2 separate regions of the Mus musculus genome follow, and region 2 is linked to region 1. The links are chromatin loops, found by intact Hi-C in ENCODE. Cell type or tissue: gastrocnemius. All regions are shown on one strand. Links, peaks and the distances in the headings refer to the core of each region. The heading gives the core; the rest is flanking DNA.

Region 1 (15,602 bases), core at 3,274-11,273:
TTATTCCCACAAATAGAAATGTCGACATTAGCATCTTCATTTAAACACAATTATACATGCTATACTTTTTTAAAGAAGCAAAACAACTCATCTCCTAAGAATGTTAGAAGTTTGTTTTTAGCGTCAAGTATATAAGGCCAGGATTTTTATAGGCAACTAACTTTAATATATATATATATATATATATATATATATTGCACATATGTGTTACTTTTTTAACATTTTGTTGATGACCAAGACATTAACTATTACTTTTTTTATCTTTTCCAAAGAATTTCTCTTACCTGCACTTTCACTTTTGAGTTTCAGTTGCCCACATTCAGCCTGAAAATATTAAGTGGAAACTTCCAGAAATGAACAGTTCATGAGTTTGAAATACGTTTTGCCAGACTATCTTGTTAAAATTATTTTACTGGTCCCCATTGCTCTTAATCTTTCTCTGCCAAAATTCCAAATTAAACTTTACTAAAGAGATGTGTAGACAAGGAAACACTAGCATGGGTAAAGTATGGAACCATCCACAACTGCAGGCATGTAAGGAATGTCTTCTATTTTCCTCCCTGGATAGCAGGGATGGGTACTCTACTTCCTTACAGGTGGTAATCCCTTAAAACTTGGGCAGTTATAGAAGAGATGACTGCAAAACGGAAATCTTTGCAGGGACTTACTTGCCTACCTTCTTTCTTAATCCCTGACTTATTCATGTATGTTTCGAGATTGGATCTCAATATGTACCCCGGAAGGAGATAACTCAATAAGTTATCCCGGAACGCTCTGCTTATTATTTGTGTGCCTTTGCACACATGGAAGATTGAGCACAGTTCGTGAGAACAGGCTCTCTGCTGCAGCCTTGTGGCCTCTGGGGATCAAACTCAGTCAGGCCTGCACATGGTGCCTCTACCCACTGAACCCCCCTGCTTTCCCTGTTGCTGTTTGTAAGCAACATGACTTTTACAGCTTAGCCATTTCTTTTGGGACTTACTTGCCTAGGTAGAATTGAATAACTGGTAATTGCCAGGCCCTGGTGTATAAAATAGTAAGATTAAAACGGTATTTTTTTCCCTAGCGCAGTAGGTTTTAATAGTGGGGGAGAAATAGGCAAAAAGGCTCCATGGATGGTGCTAGCTCTACTATTTGTGAGAAAAATACTTTTGTTGCAGGATGGCTGCCCACTTCCTGTCTTTCTGTGTCACCCTACATTTCTACCATATACTTTGGCTATATGAAGTCTTTCTCCTTAGTTGGTGGGCTAGTGCTGAAATGGTAACATTTAGTAGAATGGGGGGGGGTTCAAAAGTAACAAGTTTCGGCTAGCTGGTACTTTTCTCAAAACAACTTTAACTGTAAGGACCATATTATCTTGGTTTTATCCATAGAGGATCCTTGGTTTTCCAGCTATCGTTGATCTTGAACGTGGTGAGACTTGTGATTGTGCCCAGTCTTTAATTGAAGGACCACGTTGCTCAAGATAACTCCCTGCAGGAAGGAGGAGGTGGATGATGTACAAGGTCATTACCAGAGATGAGGAGGAAGTGACAGTGATGATCTGGACTCTGGGTGTCCTTTGAATTGTGAAAACCAGACATTTGCAATTCAGTTTGTTGTATGATATTTAAAGAGCAAGTTGTGTCAACCTGATGCAAGCTGGAGTCATCTGAGAAGGGAGCTGAATTGAGGAAATGCCTCAGTTAGATTGCCCACTGGCATGTCAATTGGGTATTGTTTTGATTAATGATTGATATGGGAGGGCTCAGCCCATTGTGGGCAGAGGCACACATTGGTAGGTGGTCTTGGGTTGTTCCAGAAAGCAGGCTGAGCAAGCCAGTGAACAGTGTGGCTTTATTATGATCCTGCTTCAGTTCCTTGAGTTCCTGCTCTGACTTCCTTGGGTGATGAACTGTAAGCTGTAGATGAAATAAATAAGCCCTTTCCTCCTCAAGCTGCTTTGGGTCACGGAATTTATCACAGCAGTTGGGATCAATATGAGGCTCTGCAGTGTTAAACTTCATGAACATAGTCTCCAGTAAATATTTACTAAATATAAAACGAGTACTCTCTAACGTTCATAATGGAACTGATGACTTGAAGAGATAGCAAGTAACTAATTTGGAAGTAGTGACTTTGATTACAGTTTTTTTTTTCAGCTGACGTTTATTTCTCTAGTTTTGCATCATTCTTAGCTAAGAAAACAAACCATTTAAACTAGTTTCTGGATGATGTAACATTTGATTACAAAGTCATGGGAAATACTTCTTTTGTTTAGGAGGAGTGACTATAAACTAAAGATGGAAAATTGTTAGGCTTGTCAGTTGATTAAAAAAAAAAACTATCAAACTTTTGGTCCTTTTACCTCATACTCCTAAGTGCTAGGATTAGCTTCTGCCTCTCAGTTAAAGAAAAGAAATGAGAAGGGGTTGGAGAGATAGTTCAGCAGTTAAGAGCACTGGGCAGCTCTTCCAGAGGATCTGGGTTCAATTCCTAGCTCGTAACTGTCTGTAACTCTAGTTCCAGGGGATCTGACCCCCCCTTACACAGATATACATGCAGGCAAAATACTGGTGCACATAAAAATAAACAAATCTTAAAAAAAAAAGAAAAATAGCAGTTCAAAGTTGGACTGTATGTATACAGATTCTCTACAGCATGCCCACCTTTTGGACCGTGCAACAAGATGTGGTCATTGGCAGAGTTTATGTTTGAGAACTACACAATTGGGAGTTGCAAGAAAAAATTGTAAAATCAGTTCGTAATGTGTATGATTTTATATTGGACCTCATCCCTAACTCTCCTCGTCCGCATTCAGCTCAGAGGCTGCAGGTTGTAACTGTGCTTAGAGTTTAGTTCTCAGCCAGGTTTGAGAGTTCTTGGTTTGAGAGTTCTTCCTTCTGGCTTCACTGATACTGCCCCAGTACTGATGGAAGACCCGGATGTTACCTGAACTGGGCTCCTGGCTCTCAACCTCAGTTCTACTTTCAGGCATGTTTGACTTGGAAATTGTAAGATAATGGCATCATTTATTCCTCTTTTAAAATATCTTCAGAGAGTCTGGAACACTTGTTGCTCTTTCATGAGACTCCTGTTTAGTTCCCAGAGTCCACATGGAAGCTCACAGTCCTTTGGAACTCCACTTCCAGGGGATCCAGTGCCCTCTTTTGGCCTTCATGGGTACCAGGTTTGCAAATGGTGAACAGCTCTACATGTGGGCAAACCATTCACAAACATAAGCAAAATGTAACTCTAAAACAATAAAGAAATAACCTTAACTGCAAGTCACTCTTGCCAAGTGACAGAGACAGCAGAGCTCAAGCGGCTGCGAGGTAAGAAAGAACATTTCACAACATCCTATTATGCTGCTGACCTTGGCCTTGCTTTTGAAGAAGGGTAGGCAGCAGATTGCTCCAGACACATGAAAAGGCAAACTAACTTTCTTTTACTGATGTTGACACTGGTTACAGAGGTTGCAAAGAGGATTGGATTGCTGTCTACTTGAAAGATGACACTTGACATTAAGTGATCACAGACATAAATGCGGAGGGGTGTCTTCAAGGCACTTTTCATCTACGATCCCACAGAAGTTAAATGTGTTTGGGTTTATGGGCAGGATTCATCAGCACTAAATACCAACATAGAATCTGGTTGGGGTGTTTTCTTAGCTAGCCACTGTATGTGAATACATAGATCGTCTTCCTTAAAAAGTATTTCATTGAGATGGAAGAAGGCTTCGCATCTGCATGAGATCTTGTAGTACTCGGACACTTCATTTCTAGTCAGTTCTTATGTGTTTTTACTTTGTTTTTCTGTGCCTGAGAGCATGCTATGTAAATGCTATACCACTGAGCTTTGTACCCTCAGCCCTAAGCTTTGATTTTGGCATTCTGGATATATGTCTTACAGTAAAGCATCTTAAATACCTGGGTAAAAAAAAAAAAAAACAAAAAAACAAAAAACAACAAAAAAAACTCCCTTGGCTATGTTCCACCAGGGATCTAAACTATTCCAGATTTTATACTTCCTAAAATAATATAACCATGTGGGGTATTGTTTGTAATCGTTGACTGGTCAATATATGAGCTCGGTCAGGACCTTTAGTTTGTGCTTTTTTAAAAATTTAATTTAATTTATTATTATTATTATTTGGTTTTTCGAGACAGGGTTTCTCTGTGTAGCCCTGGCTGTCCTGGAACTCACTTTGTAGACCAGGCTGACCTCGAACTCAGAAATCTGCCTGCCTCTGCCTCCCAAAGTGCTGGTATTAAAGGCGTGCACCACCATGCCCGATCACTTTTTTTTTAAAGGTTTATTTTATGTGAGTACACTGTAGCTGTCTTCAGACACACCAGAAGAGGGCATCAGGTCCCATTACAGATGGTTGTGAGCCACCATGTGGTTGCTAGAACTTGAACTCAGGACCTTGAAAGATCAGTCAGTGCTCTTAATCGCTGAGCCATCTCTCCGGCCCCTTATTTGTGTTTTTGGACATGGCATTTTTCATTCCTCTGTGCTCTTTTAGAACCTCATATTCATTCTTTGTTGTGCACGTGTTTTCATGGCCTGACGTTTAAATGAACTTTTAAAATAAAAATTGATTTTAAGTAAGCAAGCCAGATAATCCTCTCCCCACCTTTTAGCAGTAGCACGTATAACTGGATACTCAGTAGCTATTATTAATAACTTTTAAAAGTCTGTAATCATCTAGTTGGACGAGAAGATTTGCCTCGTCTGTGACCTTCTCCTGGTGTACCTCTTTATCTATATTAGGCTGCTGTCTCCTGAAAATGTTGTTTATTGAACACCAAGTTCCATGAGGGCAGAGCACAGCTTATGGGCTGTTTCTTGAACAGATGCTTGCACATGCATTTGTAACTACTAAGGATTTGGGAGAGTAGCTGTTTTTGAATGTGACAGAAAACAGTTGTCAAGACTGTATTTTAACTTTTAATTCATTTCCTAATCAACTCTCCATGGTATGGTGATTACAAACCAATCAGGGGATCCTTCAGGATTTGTTTCTTGCTTCAGTAAACTTGGTCCAGCAGAGTCATACCATTTGTATATTTAAGGGAGACTCAATGGCATAGCTGCCTCTACAGTTTTGTGTTATAATGTTAGAAGGTGTGATGATTTACTGATCAAGAGTTTAGTTTACCTATTATGAATCCTTAGGAATGGCTTAAATAAATGACTCCTTTTTAAAAACGGTCTTATGTATGTATGTATGTATGTATGTATGTATGTATGTGAATACACTGTAAATTCTTACAATTGGTACATACTTTTGTTTTCTGGCCCCGCCCGCTCCAGTCCCACTTGCTCATTTACATTTACTAACATACATTTATTTACTATATGTGAGTACACTGTCACTGCCTTCAGACACACCAGAAGACAGCTTTGGATGCTCATTACATGAGCCACCATGTAGCTGCTGGGAATTGAACTCAGGACCTCTGGAAGAGCAGTCGGTGCTCTTAACTGCTGAGCCACCTCTCCAGACCGATAATCTGTATTTTTAATTGTGACATTAATGCTGATCTTACTGCTTTTAAATGAACACGTTTTATTTGGAGCGATATTAAGCCCATAGAAAATATATTAGAGATGGTGCTACAGTCCATGTATAATTTGTACTGTTTCCCCTAATTTCAACATTGTTTATAACATAACAGTGGCAAAGCAATTAAGCTAGAATTCACTTTGTATTACCTAGGTGTTGATTTCTGTCACAGCATTCAAAGTACTCTATACATTTATTTTAGAATATATAGAGACAATTACAAAAATAAAGTATGGGTAATCCTAAGAGACAACTGAGTTTTAGCATTTTTTAAATAGACACCTTTGTCTGTTTTTCTATGGAGAATATAAGCCCATTTCTCACAAACTCTGGATTTCCCTAAAAGATAGGCTGCCAAACATATTTTAAATACATTTTTGAAATTTTCCTTTTTACACTTAAATATAACATGTCTTTTCTTTGGTAATTTTTTACTTATATCTGTTGTTTTTTTAATATGTTATTCCTTCACCTTAAATACTTTGTTGTATCTCTGTTCAGTTAATTCTTTATTACATTAAGTAAAAGGCCAACTATGTTTCCAATGCTTTTTTCACCTTAAAAAAAAATAGAACTATTACCTTTCAGCCGTAGTACTGGATTAATAATATATGCGTATGTCAAATTGAACTATTTAAGTTTGTGGAATTAAAAAAAATGTATGTAGTGAACTTTTGACTGTCATACTTTTATGTGGTTCACCCTGAATTTTGCAAATGCTTTCTAGGTTTTTCTAATCCCTCTTTCTCCACTGAGAATCTCCACATTTAGAATAGGGTACTGACATACATATTTAGGCCAAAGTGGTAACTAAACTTACCTTCCTCAAGTCTCATAACCTACTTAAGGCCTATGACGACAGAACCTTGAATGTGTTGCCTATCAGTATAGAAACTGACTGGAGTTTTCAACTTAAGCTCTGTAAAACAGCCTGATCTGTCTCCAGGTTCATTTCTGTGTTGCCTAGCTAGTTACAGTGCTGCCACCCAGTGGCAATGTATAGAAACGCTGCTATTATTGCTGCATTTATTTTTCACCATTTCAAATACTTTTTCTTGTATGTTCTTCTTTGTTCATGGTTTCATCTTCTGTTTTTTTTTCCTCCACTCAGGCCACTAATATTTGCGTGTTTCAGCTGATATTTAGGGAGCTGAACACGAGCTGTATAACGTGGTTCTGATAGTCTATTTAAATAAAGACTTTGGAATATGGGACACGATATTAATAATAAGCGTAAACATACCGAGTGGATTCTTGTTTGCTCTGCTTTATGAAGTTATGGTTCTTTGCACAAAAGGGCACTTATTTTGTATTTTGGTAAGAATATGATACTTCTTTTGATGTTTAATGGAAAACTTCTCGTTGTATAAGAAGAAACACTCCTGTAATATGTGAAGAGCTCATACTTCAGCGTAGCATGAAAGCTGTAGCTTAGAAATTCTTCCTCAATTTCCTCTTGCTGTTATTTGCCATTGTCTGACTGGTCATTTCATTCAATATTCATTTAAGGAACACTTAACTAAGCATCTACTTGGAGTCTGCCCTGTACCCGTATGGTGCTCCCCAGTGTTGCAGTGGTGATCAAGAGAAGCATGGCCTTCATCTTAAATAATGAGAGAACTAAAGCAGGAGACCACAAGTAGAAGTTTAAGTGCGGAGCTCCAGAGTGCTTTGAGGGCCAGTGTCAAATGCATGTGACACAGATGGACAGTCAGAGAGGGCTTTCTACCAGAACTGCTTAAATGAAGATGTAAAGGAAGCCGGAAAAGGGAAGAATAGAATGTTCCTGACAGAAGAGAAATGATGTGCTAGGAAAGGAGGTGAAAGACCAGAAGTCATTGCTTTTGAGAAACTATAAGTTCATCATGGCAAAAGGTGTGGGCACTAGCCGTGCTCTCCCTATTTTATACTTGTGGTAACTGGATCTAAGAGGTCACCAGCCTCCAGTAAGTGGCCCAGCCAGCAGTTGAACATAAGTTGTCTAGTTGTGGCATATTGACCCCTGTTTGTTCTGCAGGCTGCCTTTCATCTGGGCTGCCTTAAGCTCGGGTGAAGCATGGTGCCTGTGAGCCGGTGAGAGCTCTGCTCTCATTTCTTAGCATGCTGAGGCTGCACTGGAGACCCAGAGAATTAACTATTCCAGCAGCTGGCATTTATAGGGTCTGCATTAGTTTACAAACATTCAGATTCGCTTTAGTCTTTTGTCATTGGCTGGTAGTCAAACAAGCATTATTTGATATGCATTGCTAAGGTTTCCAGAAAAGTATAGATGGGAAATTATAACTGGTTATGTTATGTTATGTTATGTTATGTTATGTTATATTATATTATATTATGTTATTTATTTATTTATTTACTGCCAAAAAAAGCCTCCAGAACACAAGATGTTCATTAATCTGCAAAAGGTAGAAATTTTGTTTGATTTCTGAAGTTAACTTGTCAACATATTTTTTTTGATTTTCAGTGTTAAATTGGAACTCAGTTTCAATATTTGAACTATTGTCTTTTAAACTTGCATGAATGTAAAAATAAAAATTAAATGGAGATATTTCTTCCACTGCATATGTTTTATTTCATCTTAAAATATAAACTTTTGGGCTGGAGAGATGGCTCAGTGGTTAAGAGCACTGACTGTTCTTCCAGAGGTCCTAGCAACCACGTGGTGACTCGCACCCATCTGTCATGGGATCCAATGCATTCTTCTGGTGTGTGTCTGAAGACAGCTGCAGTGTACTCATATAAATACAAAAAAAAAAATAAATCCTTAATCCTTTTAAGATGAAGATTTTAATTTGGAATCAAGGCATTATTGTAGATTTTAGGTGGATTGTAAATGCTCAGTTGTACATAAGCTAAAATTGTAGCTTTTGTAAGACTATAACGTATGTGCACACATATGTGAAGGAGAAGTAGGGGATGACAGACAGACAGAAGAGACAGTGAGGTTAATGCTGTGTAGCTAGTGTTCTTGTTACTCATGTATGACACATGACTATGGATTCAAAGAAGAGTTTGAACCTGCAAGTGTTTTCAGTATAGTGATCATACATCTATCTGTATTTTCTGTATGTGGGATAACTAGAGACAACTTTTTTTTTCTAAAAGAGGAGTCTGATTCTACTGTAGGATGACAGCTCAGCTACAGTTCTTGGGAAGCTTGGAGATGTGACCACGCTGATTCTCCTTTCTTCGTGATAAATCATGGTTTTTGGAATCTAGCTTCTCAAGTGTTACTTCTGTGCAGTTATAGCTAAGTTTCCTTTAACGTGGAAGGCAACGTTGTTTTGAGTAAATCTCTTGTTGTGTATTGCAATAAACTCCTGTGCATAGCACATGGCTTTCTTGCCTAGTCGTCAGGATTGTGAACTTCCTGCAGCACGGCCCTCTTGAGGTTACTGCAGGACACTTTCAGAGACCCGTTGACCTTACAGGAAGTGAGATTACTTAATGATGCTTTACGGCTGCCTGAAACATTCTGAAATGAAAACTTTGAGGGAGAGAAATGATTCAGCCTTTCTCTGCGTCCTACTTTGTGAAATCATCCAGGGCACATTTATAAGGTATCACATTTCCTTGCAGTGTCTCAAAGCAAGACTGTGTTTGGTAAAGTGATAGTCTCTAAAGTTTCATGTTTGTTTCCAGAGGCCAGATATTAAACAAGAGGTACTAAAAAAGGGTTCACTATTGAAATCCCTTCAAAGACCCTCTGATTACCAGTGTAGAAAGCAATACTCTGTAGTCTACACACAGACATTAAAAGGGTTATTAAGTATTATATTATGTAGTTGTCTTCTATCATTTGTATTCTTGTTTGTTTTAATAGGAAAGATAGATGGAGCGGTGGACTCCAGACATTATTAACACTTTCATTTGTGTGTGGGACGCTTCATAGTTGCTGGCTTTTTAATGGCATCTATTTATTTAGTGGTAGTTGAAATATTTCTGGGGTGACTCGTGGGACCACAACAGTAATATTTTTTTTTGCTAGTATTTGCTCATTTATTTGTGCAGAGGGATGAAAATAAGGCCCTTGGCCTACTAGGTAAGCACTCTTCCCCTGACCTGCAGCCACACCATGCCTTTGTTAGTTTCATTTTAACAGAGGGAATGGCAAGGATGCTTAGTCTTAGCAAACAGCATTATAGTTATAATAAGAAAAAGGTTGTTGATTTGACTTTAAATCTGGTTGAAAGATGGAAATATCGGGTGGCTGTAGTGCACAATTTTAATCCTGGCACTCAGGAGGCAAAGACAGTCAGATCTCTGAGTTCGAGGCCAGCCTGGTCTACAGAGTGAGTTCCAGGACAGCCAGGGCTACACAGAGATACCCCATTTTGAACCCCTCCTCACCCACCCTAAAGAAAAAAAGAAAACAGAGGAAGTATTCAATCTAATTGTATTAGTATATTTGAAATCAGATCTTGGCTTCTTTTTAAGTATCACTTATTCTCCTGAGTTGGTTCAAATTTTACCTTTGGGGATGATATATTGATTGTCACTTATCAACACAGAGAAATATATCAGCATAAATTAGAACTAACTGAAAGTCTTTCTTATTATTAGTGAAACATGGATTATATTCTCTGTGGAAGCTTTAAAAAGATCTAAGACAAATTTAAGGATAACGTTTTTTTTTTTAAAGCCACCTATAATTCTGCAATCTGGACATTTCCGTTTTGAAGTGTTGCTTAGATGCTGCTGTTCTTGGTTTTTCTCCTATCTATAAACACCATTCTTCTTCTTTTTTTTTTTTTTCAAGACAGGGTTTCTCTGTGTAGCCCTGGCTGTCCTGTAACTCACTCTGTAGACCAGGCTGTCTTCAAACTCAGAAATACGCCTGCCTCTGCCTCTGCCTCCCGAGTGCTGGGATTAAAGATGTTTGCCACCACCGCCTGGCTCAATACCATGACGATAGATAAGGCATTCTGTCAGTCCGTGGATGGTGGTTTTAGCAGAGGCTTTACGTGCAGGAAAGGCAAATCTATAACCAGAATAAGTGTCTACTCCAGTAAGAACAAAACGCTGTCCTTTCCACAAAGGAAGTGGTCCAATGTAGTCAACCTGCCACCAGGTTGCTGGCTGGTCACCTCGAGGAATGGTGCCATATCTGGGGCTCAGCGTTGGTTTCTGCTGTTGGCAGATCTGGCATTCAGCAGCCGCTGTAGCCAGGTCAGCCTTGGTGAGTGGAAGCCCGTGTTGCTGAGCCCAAGCATAACCTCCATCTCGACCACCATGGCCACTTTGTTCATGTGCCCATTGAGCAATGACAGGGATGGCTGGGGAGAGAGGCTGACTGTCCACAGAACGGGTCATCTTATCCACTTGATTATTGAACTCCTCCTCGGCTGAAGTCACCTTTTGGTGAGCATTTACATGGGACACAAATATCTTCACATCCTTTGCCCATTTGGAGAGATCTATCCACATACTTCTTCCCCAGATGTCTTTCTCACCAATTTTCCAATTGTGATCTTTCCAAGTCCCTGACCATCTAGCCAATCCATTGGCTACAGCCCATGACTCAGTGAATAATCATACATCTGGCCATTTCTTCAATGAAAGTCACTGCTGGTTTATCAGACTCTGCAGAATTACTTTCCTAACGTGGGGAAGGCATTATTTCAAGTGGTGGTGGGGCTGAGGGTACTGCTTCTTCAGGAGGGGCAAACCCTTGAGAATCTGAAGATTCAAAATTCTCAGCTTCAACATGGTCTTCTCACACATCCCCATCTCAAGTTATAGGATTCCATTCTTTGTCAATTAGTACCCTTTAACTGTCGACACACTCTGAGGCTGAGACTTGAATTTTCGCTGTAGTTCAGCCAACCTTACAATGAGGATTTCAGTTTGATTTTCTGCAACTTGAGCTCTATTGCTACAAGAGAGAAGATTCTCCTCAAGGACACACTTAGCAACTTTTAGATCGTTTACTTGTGTCTGGAGCCTTTCGATTTTATCACACAACTCCTTCCTTTCATTCATCATTTTTTCCCCAGATGCTAAGAGCAGCCAGCCAGTAAAATCATTTTCCGATTTTTTTCCCCATCTTGTAGAAAGCTTTGTACACCGAATCACCTAATTCATCAAGAAAATCAAGGGCATTAGCTTCTTTAAGTTTGAAATAGTTTCAACCATGGGTCTTCAAAATTCTCTGAGCTCCCAGGAGGGAGAGAATCTGGAGAGGTTTCAGTAGTTGAAAGTGCTGGTGGAGCAACAAGCCAATTCCAGTATTTTAAAAGATTCATCCTTGTACTTCTGTTACTCTAGAACCACTCCTGGTACCAACTTCTGTATTAGTTAGGGTTCTCTAGAGTCACAGAACTTATGGATAGTCTCTAGATAGTAAAAGAATTTATTGATGATTTACAGTCTGCAGCTCAATTCCCAACAATGGCTCAGTATTAGCTGTGAATGGAAGTCCAAGGATCTAGCAGTTACTCAGTCCCACACCGCAAGCAGGTGAAGGAGCAAGAGCTAGACTCCCTTCTTCCAATGTCCTTATATTGTCTCCAGCAGAAGGTGTAGCCCAGATTAAAGGTGTGTTTTGCCACACCTTTAATCCTGGATGACCTTGAACCCAGAGATTTAATCTGGAATCCATAGCCACTAATGCCTCAAGATCTCCATACCAAGATCCAGATCAGAAACTTCTATCTCCCAGCCTCCAGATAAGGGTCACTGGTGAGCCTTCCAATTCTGGATTATAGTTCATTCCAAATATAATCAAGTTGACAACCAGGAATAGCCACTACAAGGCCTCTTAATACACATTGCCAAATTTCCTTTTGGTTTTTAAGATTTATTTTTATGTATGTGAGTACACCGTAGCTGTCTTCAAACACACCACAAGAGGGCATCAAATCCCATTACAGATGGTTGTGAGCTACCACGTGGTTGCTGGGAATTGAACTCAGGATCTCTGGAAGAGCAGTCAGTGCTCTTAACCACTGAGCAATCTCTTGCACCCACCAAAATCTTTTGATAAAACGTGTTCGAGTTTACACATTACTGTTTTTTTTTTTTTTTTTTTTTTTTTTTTGAGACAGCATTTCTCTGTAGCCCTGGTTGTCTTGGAATTTGCTATGCAGACCAGGCTAGCCTTGAATGTAGAGATCTGCCTCCTTGAGTGCTGGGATGAAAGCAAGTACCATCACACCTGGCCAATTTCTATCCACTTTAACATCATATTTAAAGTACTCCTTTTTATTTGAATTTGATGGCATCAATTTATTTGAGTTGGCCCTATATTTGATGAAACCATAATTTAGTCTTACCTGTTTTATCTAATAAAAACTGTTCAAGCAAAACTGGAAATAGATGCACAGTAATGTAAGTGCTAGACTGTAAAGAGTTGGTGACACTTTCAGTAATAGGATGTATTTTAAACTATAAGACCCTGTTTCTTTTCTTTTTTTTTTCCAGAAAACTTTTTAAAAAATTTTTTTTATTACATATTTTCCTCAATTACATTTCCAATGCTATCCCAAGAGTCCCCCATACTCCCCCCCCACTTCCCTACCCACCTATTCCCATTTTTTTGGCCCTGGCGTTCCCCTGTATTGGGGCATATACAGTTTGCGTGTCCAATGGGCCTCTCTTTCCAGTGATGGCCGACTAGGCCATCTTTTGATACATATGCAGCTAGAGTCAAGAGCTCCGGGGTACTGGTTAGTTCATAATGTTGTTCCACCTATAGGGTTGCAGATCCCTTTAGCTCCTTGGGTACTTTCTCTAGCTCCTCCATTGGGAGCCCTGTGATCCATCCAATAGCTGACTGTGAGCATCCACTTCTGTGTTTGCTAGGCCCCTGCCTAGTCTCACAAGAGACAGCTACATCTGGGTCCTTTCGATAAAATCTTGCTAGTGTATGCAATGGTGTCAGCGTTTGGAAGCTGATTATGGGGTGGATCCCTGGATATGGCAGTCTCTAGATGGACCATCCTTTCGTCTCAGCTCCAAACTTTAAGACCCTGTTTCTAAAGATATATTTTTATTAGTTTGCACAGAGGAAGTCACAAATATTTTCCTAAAATTCTAATTACGTAGTGTTCATTATATTAGTCATTTCTATGATTATAGCTATTTAAGACATGTTTTCTTTTGTGTGTGTGTTTTCTTTCTTTTTTATTAGATATTTTCTTCATTTACGTTTCAAATGCTATCCCCAAACCTCCTATACCCTCCTCCCACCCTGCTCTCCAACCCATCCATTCCTGTTTCCTGGCCCTGGCGTTCCCCTGTACTGGGGCATATAAAGTTTGCAAGCCCAAGGGCCTCTCCTCCCATTGATGGCCGACTAGGCCATCTTCTGCTACATATGCAACTAGAGACACGAGCTCTGGCTGTACTGGTTAGTTCATAATGTTGTTCCACCTATAGGGTTGCAGATCTCTTTAGCTCCTTGGTACTTTCTCTAGCTCCTCCATTGGGGGCCCGGTGATCCATCCAATTGTTGACTGTGAGCATCCACTTCTGTGTTTGCTAGGCCCCGGCATAGTCTCACAAGAGAGCTATATCTGGGTTAAGACATGTTTTATGTGACTTTTATAACATCTGGATAAAAAAAAAATCTTACAAATTTTGTGGAAAGACACGACCATAGTATTTTCTTACCAAGTAACAAGCACTTCCTTGAAGTGCTATTCAGATTTTTTAGTATTTTAAGTGAAAGCTTGGAAATCTAGATTCATCCATGGAGTCTAGCATACTTCTTGCATCACCTTGCCAGGCAGCAGCTTAGTTCAGTGCGTGCTGTTCTGCAGTTTATTGTCTAGGATATTTGCATTGGTGCAATGTAATGGCAGTGCTCATCTCCTACCTAGTGGTTGTTTCCAAACAGTCAAGCAGGATCTGCCACAGATAGCAGAACAAGTTAGGCTCCTTCAAGTCAACTATCTTAAGAAATGTTTGCTCACAAAGCCTTGTGATCGAGGAAAGGGTAGACTCGCTGTGCATGCTCACTGCTGCTCATGCTTATTTGCATTCATTGTAAGTTGGAGAAACATCATAGCCACACACACAAGTCTTCTACAAATAGACAAGAATTAATGTCCTATCTTTTTAAGGTTTCTGAGCCATGATTGACATGTAAACGGGGGGGGGGGGAGAGAGAGAGAGAGAGCGAGAGAGAATGAATATGAATCTCTCTCTATGTGTTTTAATACAGGGTTTCTTTGTGTAGTCTTGGCCATCCTAGAACTAGCTTTGTAGATCAGGCTGGCCTCAGACTCGCAGAGGTTCAACTGCCTTTGCCTCCTGTTCTGGGATTAAAGGCATGAGCCATCAATACCTGGCAAAAGTTGAATATATTTAATATACACACCACAAAACCATCACCACAGTCTGTACAATAAACCAATCCATCACCATCTGAATTTTCCTCTCATCTTATTCTTTGCATATGGCTGACCAGAATACTTCTGAAAAAGTTCCCTCTGAAAAAAATGTAAGTGTACAAGACAGTCTTGTTATCTCTAGTCAGCATATTGCAGAATAGGTCTTTAGGAATTATGACTGAAACTTTATGTTCTTTGACTGCTACAACCTTATTTTCTTTCCTCTCAGATCCTGGTAAACTACTTTTCCGCTGGTGTGTCTATGAAGAGTTCCCTTTTAAACTGATTCACTTCTTTCTATTCTAGTATTTTTTAAGTGTTTTGTGGCCTGCCATTGCAGCGCCTAGGAGGCTGGGGCATTAGGATTGCCAACCTGTGCTACACACAGAAAGGCTATACCTAAAATAACTGCTTATTTGGTTTCTAAATTCCCCAACATTGTTAATAAGGAGTAGAATTTGTCCACAATTTGTCTCAGTTGAAGTCTGGAACTCACCTTGTAGTTTAGACACTTAATAAAGCTATAGCTTGCTGTGTTTAATTGCCTGGGGGAGAAGTTATGTAAACTAATAGGTAATAATAGACTTAACTAGCTGGGATGAGTTTCTTTTGAAATTAAAACTAGACTGTCAGTAAGCTTAGATAAAGATATGGTTCTAGTATATTAGTAAATATGGCTTCAAAGTTGATAAATAGCATACTGAAAATTTAAC
Region 2 (15,602 bases), core at 3,634-11,633, 150 kb before region 1:
GCTGGGCCCCTCAGATGAGGGCTGCTCCCAGAAGAGCACCTGCAGCTCAGCCTCCAGCAGCAGTTGCAACATCTGCAGTTGGCTCACCTGCCGCTGAGCCCCGGCAGCCCGGCCTGATGGCCCACCTGGCTACCACTGCGGCCGGTGTGGCTGTGGCCTCTGCAGTGGGGCACACCCAGGGTCACGCCATCACTGGGGGCTTCAGCAGAGGCTGTAATGCTCAGCCTGCAAAGCCCGACATCACTTACCAGGAGCCTCAGGGAGCCCAGCTGCAGAACCAGCAGTCTTTTGGACCTTGCTCTCTAGAGATCAAGCAGTTTCTGGAGTGTGCTCAGAACCAGAGCGATGCCAAGCTCTGTGAGGGCTTCAAAGAGGTGCTGCGGCAGCGCAGGGCTGCAAATGGTTTCATCTAATCAAGAAATTCAGGCTGAAGAGGTGTAAAATTGGTTCTTTATAATTGATAGTACAAGTGTGGACCCTTACTGAGGCTTGTGTGTAGTGTTGGTTACTGGGCAAGTGTTTGGCCTCCTTGAAACTAACTGCATTGTGATTGTGAGTTTAAAAAAAAATAGATTGGTTTTATTCTGAAAAAAAAAAAAACAACAAAACACTGAACAATGAAAGTAAAACATCTGTATGTCCTCCCACTCTCACGTTCCTGGGCTCTTCTGAGAGCCCATACACATGTTTGTGCTTTTATTTCATTTCTGTGCATCCATAAACAAGATGCTTTTCCATGTCTGGTAAGTGGTGATCTGCTCTGCTCTCTGCTGTTTTGTATATTATTCTAGAAGCAGAGCAAACACCAGAAAATAAATGACTGGGAGCCATCTCTATACTCTTAGACGTGTTTATACCCAAACTTAATTTTCCTTTTGAGTTTCGAGTCTGTCTTTGGCATTTTGGAAGAGATCATTAGATTTGGGGGAGTTGCCACCCTACAGGAATCTCAACCTCCCACACACTTCCCCCTGCCAAACTTTTACTCCCCGGGCAAGGCTGTACCAAGAAAGCGTTTGTTTACAGCCTTAAGATGGTCACTCCGCAATTCCCAGTAACAGTTTTCAGAAGGCATCCAAGAAATTCTTGTGTGAGGGATGATATTAGAATTCATATGAAAATGTTTATAGGCCACTTGGATTTCTGCTGGAATATTAATGAGCTATATCTGATTCGGGTCTCTTTCCTTTTTCCTATTGTTTGTTTGAAGCCTCTGCTCTCCAAGAGGGGCATATGAACACAAACTGATGCCAGGAGTTAACATTGTGCACACAAATTTCAATATCATTCTATTACTGAACAGATAAAACCTCTCAGACATGCTCCCCCTCTTTCCTTTATCTCAACAAGTAGACCATTCATTTTACTCAAATGACTATTTTTTTTGAGAGTCAAAACCAAGTTATCACTCATTTTCTAGAAAAGGTATAATGACTTAGAAAAGGGTCCAGGTCAGAAATACCTGAGTACCTCATCTAAATATTGAAAATCCAGTCATCCTGAAGAAAGGGGACAGCCCGGATTTACACATTTGCAAAGTGGGGCATCTCATGTCCCGTTTTCCTCAAGGGAGTTTTCTTTCCTTTGTCATCCTGATCCGCTGCAGTTGCAGGGAGTTATGAGTGGATTCAAATGGGACTGGCTGTGTAGGTGGGGAACTGTAAAATGAAAGTCAAGCAACCCACGCAATCTTTGCTAGAGCTGCTTTCCCTGCAGTGTAGTTAGGCTACTTTTTGTTTATTCCAAAGAATAACTACCGGAACCAAAACAAACTAAAATAGTCATTAGTGCACTTCAGAATAATATTTGAGGTGACAGAAAAAAAAAAGAACCATTTTTTTCTCATTGATTCATTTATATCATCTCTAAATGCTTACTGAATTTTTACTGTTTGGGAATCAGTTTCATAGAGGTTAAGAGTGTAGCAGTAACCAACTCTGGTAAGGTACTGGCTGGTTTTGTGTGTCAACTCGACACAGGCTGGAGTTATCACAGAGAAAGGAGCTTCATTTGAGGAAATGCCTCCATGAGATCCAGCTGTAAGGCATTTTCTCAATTAGTGATCAAGGGGGGAAGGCCCCTTGTGGGTGGTGCCATCTCTGGGCTGGTAGTCTTGGTTCTATAAGAGAGCAAGCTGAGCAAGCCGGGGGAAGCAAGCCAGTAAGGAACATCCCTCCATGACCTCTGCATCAGCTCCTGCTTCCTGACCTGCTTGAGTTCCAGTCCTGACTTCCTTTGGTGACAGCAATGTGGAAAATGTAAGCTGAATAAACCCTTTCCTTCCCAACTTGCTTCTTGGTCATAATGTTTGTGCAGGAATAGAAACCCTGACTAAGACAGTCCCTGTCATTGGGAATCTGATATTCTAGTGGAAAGAAGCAGATATGCAAAATAATGAAATAAGGTTATTTTGGACATTGGTTTGTGACCTGGAGAAAAAAAAATAGAATAAATCCATAGAGACAGACTGTAGATGTGGGTGATTGTCCTTGGAATACTTAGGTAAGGCGTCTCAGATGCACTAACCTTCTCTAGAGTCCTAAGTGAAAGTGAGGCTCTGTGACTTGGCAATGTAAGCCCTGAATATGTTCCCAAGAAAAATGAAAACAAAAGTCTTATGTACAAGCAAAAATATGTTTGTGAGTGTTCAGAGAAGCTTTATTCCAGACAGTTAAGAGAGAGAATAGGAGATATAAAGGAATTTTCGTTTCATTGTGATTTATGAAAACATATAGCACTCAATACTGGGGATAGTTTCCTGTACTATATATAGACCATGAAATTGTATACTTAAAAGGGAAATTTTATTGCATGTGTTATATCCTGATGGGAAAAAAAGAGACAAGAATTAGATCAAGAACACTTCCGAAACACATTTTAAATGGAAAATAAAGGGTGAGTAAGCAAAGGAGTTAGGCCACAGTGATAGGAGGAAAGGGGATTTGGGGCCAAGAGAGCCACAGGTGCAGTGAGAGGAAGGAGTGATAGACTTCTTTGAAGAACACGAAGAAACCAGTTATGGCTACTGTGCTATGAAGGGTGAAAGAGCATAATGAGGGATTGTGTGGAAGAAATACATGGAGACCAGATAGCATGGATTATTTTTAGATGATTTCAATCAATTGAACATCACACCCTACACATAAAGAGTTTTAAAGCAAAGGAACATGAACTAGTTGGAATTTTCCAAAGATCACTCTACTGAATGAAGACTAGTTTGTAGAATTGTGTAAGAGGAGAGGCGAAGGGATCACTGCCATTATTTAAGCAACAGGTATCATGGAGTAAGAGGTAACTTACTCCAGGTGATAGAAAATTATGTGGACTCGGCATGTTTTGGAGGTAGAACTGTCATTATATACTGGTACAGTACGGATATAAGAGAAAGACAAAAGGGTACAATCTCTAAAGTTTTGTCTGAAATTGTGAAAAAAATAACTGTCATTTCGGTCATCTTTTAAAAATATTTTTGTGCACAAGTATTTTGTTTGAATGTATGGAAGTATATCACATTTGTACCTGGTGCCCTCAGAGGCCAGAAGAAGACTATAGATCTGAAAATGGGTTTATGGATGGTTGTAGGGCACCATGTGGGTGCTGGGAACTAAGCCTGCGTTCTCTGAAAAAGCATCAAGTATTTTTAACTGCTGGAACCATTGCCCCAGCACCAAGATTTTCTTTTTCTTTTCATTTTTAATTACGCATCTGTCTCTGTGTAAGGATGTGCGTGTGCATGCAGGTGACTGCAGAGGCCAGAAGAGGGCATCAGGTCCCCTACAAGTGGAATTACAGGCAGCTTCGAGCCGTGGTGAGAGTTGTGTGCAGGATGCTGGGAATTGAACTCAAATCCTCTGAAAAAGCAGTTTCAGTTATCTTTGCATACTGCTAATGCTATTCGAAAACAAAGGATACTGTCTACTCGGAACTCAAAAACCTTGTATATAGATCTCTTTGTTTGTTTAATCACTTTCCCCCACCGTTTACTCTTTGCTCTCTTACACCCTACAAAGAATAGCATGACAATGAAGTCTTTATCTTAAATTTATGCTTCTTCTTGTTGTTGTTTTGTTTGTGTGGATATGGGGTTCAAGAAAGGGTTTCCCCACATAGCCATGGCCTTCCTAGAAAAGGCTCTGGAGAGCAAGCTGGCCTTTTACTCAGAGATCCACCTTCCTCTGAGTGTTGGAATGATAGGAGTGTGCCACCACTGCCCAGCTTTTATGTTTTATCATCACTGTTATTTCTTCCCACCATTCTTGCTTAACTGGCTACATGAGATAGACTTTCTAGAGCATAGACCCTAAGAAGGCACCACCTGGCCAGTTGGAGCTGCCAGGATTCAGAAGGTGAGAGGCTCCATTTTTTTCCTTAGGTGATTTCCACAGACCTTTGACTCATGTCTGGTTTTCAATTACCTGTGTTATTCTCTGCCTCATCTACGTAGCTCACTGGGGTAGCTCTAAGTCTTGGGAAGGAAAGGAGTTTATAATGCAGAGAGACGAGCTGGCCAAATCATTTCAGACAACTGAACTGAAAGGCTCTATATTGTTCATTTAATATAGTCACAGTAATGTATTTTCTCCTATTTACATTCCAGTTTTATAGAGGCTTAGGTTTCTAAAATTGCTCTTTATATTAATGGTGATTTCTAAGTACAATAGATTTCTGGCTAAGAGAGGATATAATTAGTAAGAACTTAATCTTCCATTTTATTAGTTGTGCCAGATTATGCAGTTTCTCATTAAGCTGCTTTGAAAGTGTTCGCCTTTCTTTCACGTGCTGTTTATGTAAGAGTACCTGAAGGAGGCCCTATGCACTCAGTAGGTTTACAATGTGTCCCATAACTGGTCCTTCAAGCCTGGTGTCTTTAGGGACCATCCCCTGTGCTAATAAACAGCCCTGGCACCCAGCCCACCAACATGGTCACAAACTCTCTTCCACAGCCCCCTCACTTAATCTGTCCCTAAGTCTTGTCACCTACATTCTAAACACCTCTAATATGTGCCTAGCTATCTATTTATGTTCTCCCCCACTACTGCCTCTTAGAATCAGACCTCTCTTTCATGTGGAATATTGCAGGAGTGACCTGGCAAGTCACAGTCCTCCCCTAAATTATTCTTCCTGCAACTAATCTGATTTTTATTACATTTATTTATGTGTGTCGTTATCTGCACAAGTACACACAAACAAAGCTATGTGTTGGGGTCAAAGGGCAGCTTGCAGGATTTGGCTCTCTTCATTAACCATTTATATCCCAGGGAGGAATCCAACTCAGGCATTAAGGCTTGGCAGCAAGTGTTGTGTTTTGTTTTGTTTTTACCCACTTGATGGTCCTACTAGGTATTTATATAAATATCTGAATTTTAGTCTCCTGCAAAATCTTTCAATGGCTTCTTGTAGCCTGATGTATAAAATCCAAGACCTTAGTACAGCAATACAGGCTTCTGTTTTTCTGTTTGTTTTGTTTTGTTTTGTTTTGTTTTGTTTTGTTTTGTTTTGTTTTGTTTGAGACAGGGTTTGTCTGTGTCACCCTGGCTATCCTGGAACTCGCTCTGTAGACCAGGCCAGCCTTGAACTCAGAAATCCACCTGTCTTTTCCTCCCAAGTGCTGTGATTAAAGACTACACCGACAGGCCCAGCTAGTTTTTTGTCTTTTGTCTTCATCTCACTGTTTCAACAAACATCACTTCCAACTATTTCCTTATATTCTAGGAATAATGGGTTACTTCCAGTAACCTGTCTGTGGTAGTTTGAATGAGATATTTCCACCAGAGGCTTCTGTCTGTGAAAGCTTAGTCCCCAGTTGGCAGTATTGTTTGGGGGATGTTAGGAAACCTTTAGATGATGGAGTCTTGCTGGAGGAAATATGTCAGTAAGAGTGGGCTTTGAAAATTTATGGCCTCACTCCACTTCCAGTTTGTTCTCTTTGCTTCAAGTCTGTTGTTGAAGATGTCATTTCTTAGCTTCTTGCTACCATGCCATGTGCTCCCCACCACCCCACTATTATGTGCACTGTGTGTGTATAAATAGGAATAAACTCCTCCATTTTGGTAGTGGTGTTCTATCACAGGAATAAACATAAAACTACAATCCAGACTATGTCAGGCATTGTATGCATCCAGGTACTAACATCAGAGATACAGTCTCTCTGTCCACAAATGTTTCTGCTTTTCTCTTTTCCCAGTGTCACTGAAAATCATTTCAAAATCAAACTCAAATGTCTTTTCTCGAAACCTGAGATCTATTCCCTACCCCTGGTAGAAAACACACGTTTAATGAAAAACCACGAATCCTTAGATGCTTGAGTGGATGAACAGTAGGTCATACAGGCCATGTGTGGGTAATTTTGGCCTGTAATGGCAAATGCAGAGCTGGGAAGAATATAAGAATACATCAATAAGTTTGGATGAGGGACATGAAGGGAAGTTGCAGAGAACAAAGGCCTGAGCAAAAGCAGCTTTGTGATTTCCCTTGAAAAATTTTGTTATTGTTACTTGTTTCTTGTGCAGTTGTGGGGATAAAATCTAGGTCATCACATAGGTTAGGTACATGTTCTACCACTAGATAATGTCCCCATCCAGGATGTCTGTGCTTTTTAAATTTTATTCTAATTTAATTTTTAAAATATGTATGCACATTTTCCTTGTAAGCAGTGTGTGTGTGCAAAATACCCAGCCAGACCAGAAGAGGGCATCAGATTCCCTGGAACTGGAGTTACAGACATCTGTGCTAGTGCAAATTGAATCTAGGTCCTTTGGTAGAGCACCAATGTGTTCAACTTCTGAGCTATCACTCCAGCCCCTAGGATGTCTATTTTAAAAATGCTTTATTAGCATATAATCATAGTACAAAATGTTAACGACATTAACCTTTCACTACTCTCTTCCCTCCCCCTCATTCTATCTTCCTGTTCCCAAAGTCATTGTCGTCTTCTTCTTCTTCTTCTTCTTCTTCTTCTTCTTCTTCTTCGCCTTCGCCTTCTCCTCCTCTTCTTCTTCTTCCTCCACCTCCCCTTCCTCCTCCTCCCCCCTCTGCTCCCCCTCCTTCCTTTTTTTAATCATTCATACCTACCTAGGATCCATAAATGTTCTGGTTTGAATAAGAAATGTCTCCTATACACTCACATATATTAGAGCACGGTTTCCTGTTGATGGTGATGTTTGGGGAAGTTGTAGAATGTTTAGGAGGAAGAGCCTTGCTGGAAGAAGTATGACACTTGGGCTGGGCTTTGAGAATGGGTAGCCTCACCCCATTTCTAGTCTGCTCTCTCTACTTTATTAGACAGCTCCAAAGTGACCAAAGACATCAACTCAAACCCCAAACTCTGAAACTGCCAACGTTTCTTGTCATTTGGTTTCCTGATGATAGCCATTCTGACTACGCTATGCTAGCAAGGGTGCGGGGAAAGAGGAACACTTAGTTCTTGTCTGTAGGGGTACAAACTGGGGCAGCCCCCATGGAAATCAGTGTGGAGATTTCTATGAGAGCTAAAGGTAGAATTACCAAATGATGCATATAATCAAAGACTTAGTTTATTTCTACAGAGATACTTGAACATCCATGCTCGTTGCTAAACTATTCTCACATAGCTAAGGAATGGAATCAGCTTTAGTGTCCGTTAACTGAAGAGTGGAGCATCAAGATCTGGTAAATAAATAAAATGGTGTTTTATTTAACTGTAAAGACAAATTAAAAATGTAAAATATGCAGGTAAATAGGTCTGCCAAAGTTACATCAAATGAGCTTACCCAAGACACAGGGAAAAAAATTCACATTCTCCTTTATATGTCAATTCCAGTTTTGTTTGTTCAACTTGGGGTGCCTATAGAAGCCAGGACTTTATAAACTACTGAGAGGTGGTCCTTTAAGAGAGAGAGAGAGAAGTTAATAGAAGGCAGGAACTATGAAAGAGAGGAGGAAATACTGAGGTGCGGTTGGAATGAGGATGGCCTCCACAGGCTCATAGATTTGAACACCTCCTTCCCAGTTGGTGACACCATTTGGAAAGGATTAAAGAAATGTGGACTTCTTGGAGGACTGGTGTCAGTGGGGGATGGGCTTTGAGGATTCAAAAGCCCATACTAGGCCCAATTTTGTGCTGTCACTGTCTCTCTCTCTCTCCCTCTCTCCCTCTCTCTCTCTCTCTCTCTCTCCCTCTCTCCCTCTCTCCCTCTCTCCCTCTCTCCCTCTCTCCCTCTCTCCCTCTCTCCCTCTCTTCCTCTCTCTCTGTCTCCCCATGCAGATCAGGGTGTAAGCTCTTAGTTACTTACTACCCAAGCACCATGCCTGCCTTCCTGTTGCCATGCTTTCCACTGTGATGATCATAGATTCTAACTCTCTGAAACGGTAAGTCCCCAAATAGACTCGTGCCTCTGTAAGTTGCCTTGGTCATGGTGTCTCTTTATAGCAGTTGAAAAGTAACTAGAAAGGGCAGGAAGCAAGGGGGCACTAGGGATGGGAAAGGAAAGATGCAGAGGGAGTGTTAACAAAAACAAAGGGCTTATAAAAATCAGAATATGGAAACTCGACTCTCCTGTAACCAAATTTAAAAATACACAATTTATAATGATAAAAAGGTATTTTAGGGATGAAGAAGAGATGGCTCACTGGGTAAGAGTATATACAGAGTGTATACTGTTCTTGCAGGGGACCAAAATCAGTTCCAAGCATACATGTCAGGTTCTAACAACCACCTGTATCTTCAGCTCCAGGGGAATCAAATGTCTTAGGCTTCTCTCTCCCCCTCTCCCCCTCTCCCCCTCTCCGCCTCTCCCCCTCTCCCCCTCTCCCCCTCTCCCCCTCTTTTGCGGCGCTCAACAGGCCAGGAAGAACGACGCTGCTACAGGATCCTTCTGCACACATTTATTCAGTCCTGTTTCTTCTTTCTCCATATATCTCCCTTGTTTATATCTCCCTTGTTTATATCTCCCTTGTTTATATCTCTCCCTTGTTTTTATATCTCCCTTGTTTTTATATCTCCCTTGTTTATATCTCTCCCTTGTTTATATATCTCCCCCGAACCCTGGGCCTCACTCCTTTTATACTCTCTCTCATCCACGCACCGCAGGCCACGCCCCCTCGCCAGTCGTGAGGCTTCAGCTAATCAGGGCAGCAGGGGCAAATCTCCACCAAATTGGATTCACCTGTATCCTGGTACACCTGCGCAGCACTCAAGATGTTTGTGTCTTATATGAGGAAGTCAGGTGCAAGTCATATGACTTAGCTGCAGTCCCTGGCGCCTTTGGGACTGCCGCCACACCCGCTCCCCACAATTCCCCCTTTCTTTTTTGGCAGAGAGAATGTCTGTAGATAGCCCCCCGCAGCCATGCCCCTTACCCGTCCTTGGGTGACAAACAGCATTGGTTTGATCCCTGTCTTAGGTTGGTGACATGCCCAGGGAGTCTTATCACTGACTACCTCTCAATCATGCCAAGCCACTCCTGGGGAGATTGTGTTTTGCTTGCGGCAGGTGCATCAAAAGGCCAGGATGTTGATTAATCTATGGCCAAATCTTAATTACTGCAAGCAAGCCTCATGGGTGAAGGTAGAGGTCTGATCCCCAGTGTGCAAGCATAGGGGCCCTACACAAAACCATCTCTTAGGCTCATCACCCAGAGAGGTCTTGGCCAGCTCCCGTGTCGTTTTTCCTGAGGGAAGGGAACTAGGACACTGAACCTTCATGCAATCAGACATGCCTTCCACAGGATGCCAACAGCAGCTATCCTCTGTGCAGTGCTTAGCCTCGCACCCCACGGCATAACGCAGCATAATTTCTTTTAGAGCGGCAAACCGAATCTGAGGAGATTGTCCCGCCTCCACTGCAGCAAAAGCCTACGCTACCATGGCGAAAGTGCGGGCCGCACACTCTGCACCTAACACATGTGCCAAACACAAAACACACACACACTATAACAAGCATACATCCCAGGGCTCTCATCCCTGCTCATCTTCCCTGAAGCAAGGGATAGATGGCCAGCGGGGCTATCTCTTTAAGGGGAATTCAGGGATCAAAAAGCGTGGAAAAATTTGAATGTCATGTCGAGCTGGTATCGGCTTCTGGAATACCGAAAGGATCTCCCATCTCGGCTCCATCGTTTGTGCTTGTGGGATCATCCACCACATCCACAGGGGCAACTGGATCAGGAGCCTCATTCTTGCAGCGTCTCACCAATCTCTCCAGCACCCAAAGAGGTTCCATCTGGTCCTGTGGAAACACACAAACAGACCCTCTCGCCCACGTCAACACCTGATCCTGTCGATCCCCAGGGGGATGGACACAATACCTCGTGGTGATGAGACCATAACCTCAATCACCTTGTGTCCATCTGGGGAGTCAATACGCCAAATCTCTGGACAGAAGGTCCACCTATAGGTGGCTGCTGAGGAGGCATAGGGAGGAGGCACAGAAGCTAATTCGCCTTCCTCCTCCACCTCGGCTCTTTTATTTCGTCCTTCCTGACCACCTGATAACACTGTGTCTCCTTTCTTTTTCCTTTTTCTTTTTAAGCCCTTTTCCTCTTCCGACATACTTTCTTGTTGCTCTGTAAGGATTTTCTGACCTGTCTTGACTGCCTCTACACACAGTTTCAAACAGTAACAGAGTCCATATATCAGAACAAACAAGACCAAAACTATCAGACCTACCCACAAAGGGTCAATGGGAGAAAAAAGCATAACTACACAGCGAGGATCTATTGATCACTACACTGAGGTTATCATAGTTCCTTAACTTGTCCCCAAACCGGGAACCTTAACTTGTCCCAAAGCCTGCTTCCTGGCAACTTTATATTCGCCTCTATTTTATCCGAGGTCCTTCCCAAACTCCTGGGTTACTTTGTGCCTACTTCCTGGCAACTTTATGCTCACCTCTATTTTATCCGAGGTCCTTCCCAAACTCCTGGGGTTGCAAGTTTCACTCACCATGAACTTACCCTGCCGGCAACCACTGACTGCTGAAAGTTCTGAACTCGGTGGGGGAGTCGGTTCCCCGTACGGGCCACCAATTGTCGCGCCCGCTCTCGACCAGCAAGAACGACACGACCACCAGTCCTTCTAACAGCAGTTTATTCAGCAAATTTCAGTCTTCCTCTCTCTTCTTTATCAGTACCGTTCCCCAGCTGAAGAGTTCTGAATCCACGCCAGATCCTTCTCAACAGTCTGTTTTACGGGAACACTTCATTAACCCCTTCTTCCCCGTTATGCAGTTCTGAATCCTCCCTGTAGCAGGGGGTCTTCGCTCTTGCCTGAAGATGTTTCTTTTCCCGGGTTTTCAGCACCACTTGTTGCGCGCACTCAACAGGCCAGGAAGAACGACGCTGCTACAGGATCCTTCTGCACACATTTATTCAGTCCTGTTTCTTCTTTCTCCATATATCTCCCTTATTTATATCTCCCTTGTTTATATCTCCCTTGTTTATATCTCTCCCTTGTTTTTATATCTCCCTTGTTTTTATATCTCCCTTGTTTATATCTCTCCCTTGTTTATATATCTCCCCCGAACCCTGGGCCTCACTCCTTTTATACTCTCTCTCATCCACGCACCGCAGGCCACGCCCCCTCGCCAGTCGTGAGGCTTCAGCTAATCAGGGCAGCAGGGGCAAATCTCCACCAAATTGGATTCACCTGTATCCTGGTACACCTGCGCAGCACTCAAGATGTTTGTGTCTTATATGAGGAAGTCAGGTGCAAGTCATATGACTTAGCTGCAGTCCCTGGCGCCTTTGGGACTGCCGCCACACCCGCTCCCCACACCCCTCTCCCCCTCTCCCCCTCTCCCCCTCTCCGCCTTTCCCCCTCTCCCCCTCTCCCCCTCTCCCCCTCTCCGCCTCTCCCCCTCTCCCCCTCTCCCCCTCTCCCCCTCTTCCATCTATAATTAAAAGTAAAGATAATCTTTAAAAGGATTTATCTTACATGGCTGAAAAAAGTGGCTCCCAGAAGCCATGGATTATTCAACAAATCTCCAGAGCCAGGAGTAAGATATCTTCTTTTAAATTATTGGTCACTGAAGTCCCAGAGGCTCCCCATCACCAAACTGCCATTCCTCTTGCTTGCCAGCCAGAACTAGTTAAGAAGAGCAACAGCTCTGGATAGTCTCACCGGCTCTGCACAAGAGTCATCAACAGTGAACACATGCATGGGAGAGGATCTCTGGAGGTCTTCCTGGATCTCACAGGACATTCGATTTGCTACAGGGAGAATTGTTACTTCTAGTTATATGCCCACTAGGCTCTAACGAATACTGCCAGCCCAGTGATCACACAAATGGCCTTGGTTAAGCTAAGTGGGTTGCAAAAGCAACCTAAAAGTCATAACTCTGGGAAAGGGACTGCAAGTGATAAAGAGGGCTGACAGGAAGAGGAATGAGGTCAAAAAATGAGTGCAGGGGAGAAACTAATCAGTACACATTGTATCCATGTACAAAATTGTCAAAGACAAAACTAGTTAATCAAAATGAAACACCACCAACAAGGAAAACAAGATAGGGACTGGGATGTAGCTCAGTTGGTAGAGTGCTGGCCTACCATACACAAACCCTGTTCCATCCTCAACATTGCCACATACCAGATATGGTGCCACAAGGATGAAATCGCAGCATTTGGTTAATCAGAAGTCCAAGGTCATGCTCAGCTACAGAACGAGTCAGAGACCAGCCTGAGATCTATAAAACTCCGCCTCAAACAACAATGACTAATACAACAACCAAGGCTTTAGGGCATAACTCAAGGCCCTGGGTTTGATGGCCAGCACTGGAAATAATATAATAATAACGACAGCAATAGCAATGCCCAAACCAAACAACCAACAAAACAAACAAACTAACAAAACCATGAAAAGCTTAAAGAAAACTTTATTCCTCTGACCTCTTTAAATCCTATGTGGTTCATTTGACTTGTTTGATGCAGTTTTTTTTCATAAATTGAAGAAATGTATCGTTGTCTCTCCATAATTTTTGCAAAGAAGAGCCAGCCTTATTCTGTAGTATTTGCATGTGGTATCTCATTCCTTCCTGTGTGCATACATGGAAGATGATAAACAAATACTGATTACTGAATGGATAAAATAACTGAGTGTGTATATACTTAGAGGTGCTGAAGTCTCACATAGATTCTAGTTCATTTAACAGCAGAGGACACTAAGGTCAAGGAAAATTGCTTACTGTGCAAGTGGAACAAAGATGGAATTTGGATTCTAGACCCTAATGGGATCTAGTGTTTGGGGGCAAATAGCTTGAGAGGTTTAAGCTTTTATTTATCCCTGATTTTATATAGACTGAACAAAGTCAAATAGAACTACATTGACAACCGTGAGAAATGACCAATTGAAGCAATGCCTTGGCTTTGGAAAGCTAGAGTAGAAAAGTCATTTGAACATAACTTTGGGGTTTTGCTGTCTGCTTTGCATAGATAAACAGTTAGGAGTTTCCTGCTTTCTGATTCATCTGCAGTTAATTGCTTTCCGCTCCTCTTAAAAATCTGAGAAGCAAGCTGGGCATAGAGACATGGGACTGTAGTCCCTGTGCTTGAGAGGTAAAGGCAGGAGGACTGTTGGAAGATAGCACGTTCCAGACCATTGAGAGCCAGTAGTGAGAACCTGTCACAAAACAGCAACAAAGAAATCCAAGGACCAGGGTTGAGCCTGTAATTCAGTGCAGGAGCATTTGATGGGCATAAAGGACACCCTGGATTTGATTGCCAGCACCACAGAGAAGATCCAAGAATCTAAGCACAGTCTGCCTTGGAACGCGTCCTCGTCGGTGGGTAACTTTTCCTAAGCGCTTAGCATAACGTGGTTCCAAGCTAATATAGCAGCTCCATTTCTTTTCAGTTATATGTGTTACATGACAATTAGGCAAATGGATGAACTCTTTTTTTTTTTTTTTTTTTTTTTGGCTTTTTGAGACAGGGTTTCTCTGTGTAGCCCTGGCTGTCCTGGAACTCACTCTGTAGACCAGGCTGGCCTCGAACTCAGAAATCCACCTGCCTCTGCCTCCCGAGTGCTGGGATTAAAGGTGTGCGCCACCACGGTCTGGCATGGCTGAACTCTTGACATTGCTTTATAGAAACATTCAGCTGAAGAAAAGATACAGAAACCTGAAACATAGGACTTTGGTTTACATAACTCTCTGATCACAGGTTGGCTGTATGGCTTGTTGGTATGCTTGCTTATTTGTTTGGAGTCAGTTTAACAAATCGAGATTCCTCTGTTGAACACATCTGGCATGCCACAATCTGCCCGTTCATAATCTCACGGATTTCTTAGTGTCAAACCTGGTCTTTAGTTAGACTGATCTTTACACAGAACACCTCCATAGTATACTCAAGCCCTAATTTTCCTCCACCATTCATTCCCCCTAACCCTTTAGTGCAGCTGCCCACCATCCAGAAGTCTCTGAAAGGCAGCTGTCATTAAGAGCTTTAGATGCTAATCCTTGCTGCACTTCTGTCATGCATTTGACCCGCTCCTGATAGTGTTCTTCCTGTTTAAGCTAGGGTGTGCCGCTGATTCCAGAAGTGCTAAAGTCCTGGGCATGTATTTGCAAAGTCCCCAAATATCCAGATGATGAAGCAGTTCACCCAAAAGAGTAAAACCTGTACAGACAGAGATCTGGGATGCCCCTGGCTTTAATATCCAAACAAGAGGTTGCCACAAGTCATCTGAGCCTGTTGGCAAGCTGGCCTGGTGTTGAACTGCTGATGAATCTTCCACAGAGAGCGCATAGGGCACCTCTACCTAGTAATGGCCATCCCATCTCTTATGTTCACCCAGAAATGGGAATTTGTGACTGTTTTGACAGAGTAAAGGAAAGGCTAGCAAAGACAATTTGAGGCTACAAGAGAAGAATATGAAACACAACAAACAAAATATGGAAAAGGTTAAAAAGACCACTGGGCAATATGGTCAAGAGACCATGTTCCTTCTAACAGAGAGACAGAGAGAAGTAGACACAGAGAGAGGGAGAGGGAAGGAGAAGAAGAAGAGGAAGAAGAGGAAGGAGGAGGAGGAGTAAGAGGAGGAGGAGGAGAAGATGCTGGTCAGTGTTTGCTAGGCATGGTGGTTCATGGTAGCACTTGGGAGGCAGGGGCAGGGGCAGGGGCAGGGGCAGGGGCAGAGGCAGAGGCAGAGGCAGGCAGGTATCTCTGTGAGTTTGAAGCCAGCCTGGTCTACATACTGAGTACCAGGGCGGCCTAAACTATGTACAGAGACCCTATCTCAAAGAACAAAACAAAATAGCAAAAAGTTGCTTATTTCCTTTCAAGGAAGAAGAGACAGAACATAATAAATACATGAAGGATAGGGGGAAGAAGTTAATTCTCAATTATCAAGTTACCTTCACGGGGCTGGAGAGATGGCTTAACAGTTAAGAGCATTGACTGAGCTCCCAGAGGACCCAAATTCTAGTCTCATCACCCACATGGGGTCTAACAACTCTCCATAACTTCAGTTTTAAGAGATCCAATGCCTGCCTTCTTCTTGCCTCTGCAAACAACAGGCATATCATGTGGTGCATAGACACAGTACAGGCAAAGCACCTATGTACATGATTTTTTTAAATTTAAATTTTCTCTCATGAACAATATAGAAAGACAACTACTATATGAGGA

What was found. Hi-C counts contacts between places; a loop is a spot of excess contacts. Peaks named below come from ENCODE experiments on the same cell type or tissue, not always from the same donor. Only the 100,000 strongest peaks of a DNase experiment are listed, where the experiment ranks them.
Region 2: it touches region 1 in a loop (9-fold over the local background); 40 of 42 quality-filtered maps call a loop at or near these places.

Annotation. Positions count from the first base shown.
Region 1 is chrX:142,363,503-142,379,104 of GRCm38, reverse strand. The region is part of intron 1 of Acsl4 (acyl-CoA synthetase long-chain family member 4); the gene reads left to right. Among named protein-coding and RNA genes, the nearest start is that of Acsl4, 19 kb to the left of the region's middle. In gastrocnemius, for the core only: a CTCF peak has its summit at 6,553 (motif pointing left); a DNase peak (open chromatin) is centred at 6,540; H3K4me3 peaks cover 434 bases; H3K27ac peaks cover 2,058 bases.
Region 2 is chrX:142,518,250-142,533,851 of GRCm38, reverse strand. It overlaps the pseudogene Gm4995. Among named protein-coding and RNA genes, the nearest start is that of Gm25915, 41 kb to the right of the region's middle. In gastrocnemius, for the core only: CTCF peaks have their summits at 3,731 (motif pointing right) and 6,668 (motif pointing right); a DNase peak (open chromatin) is centred at 6,687.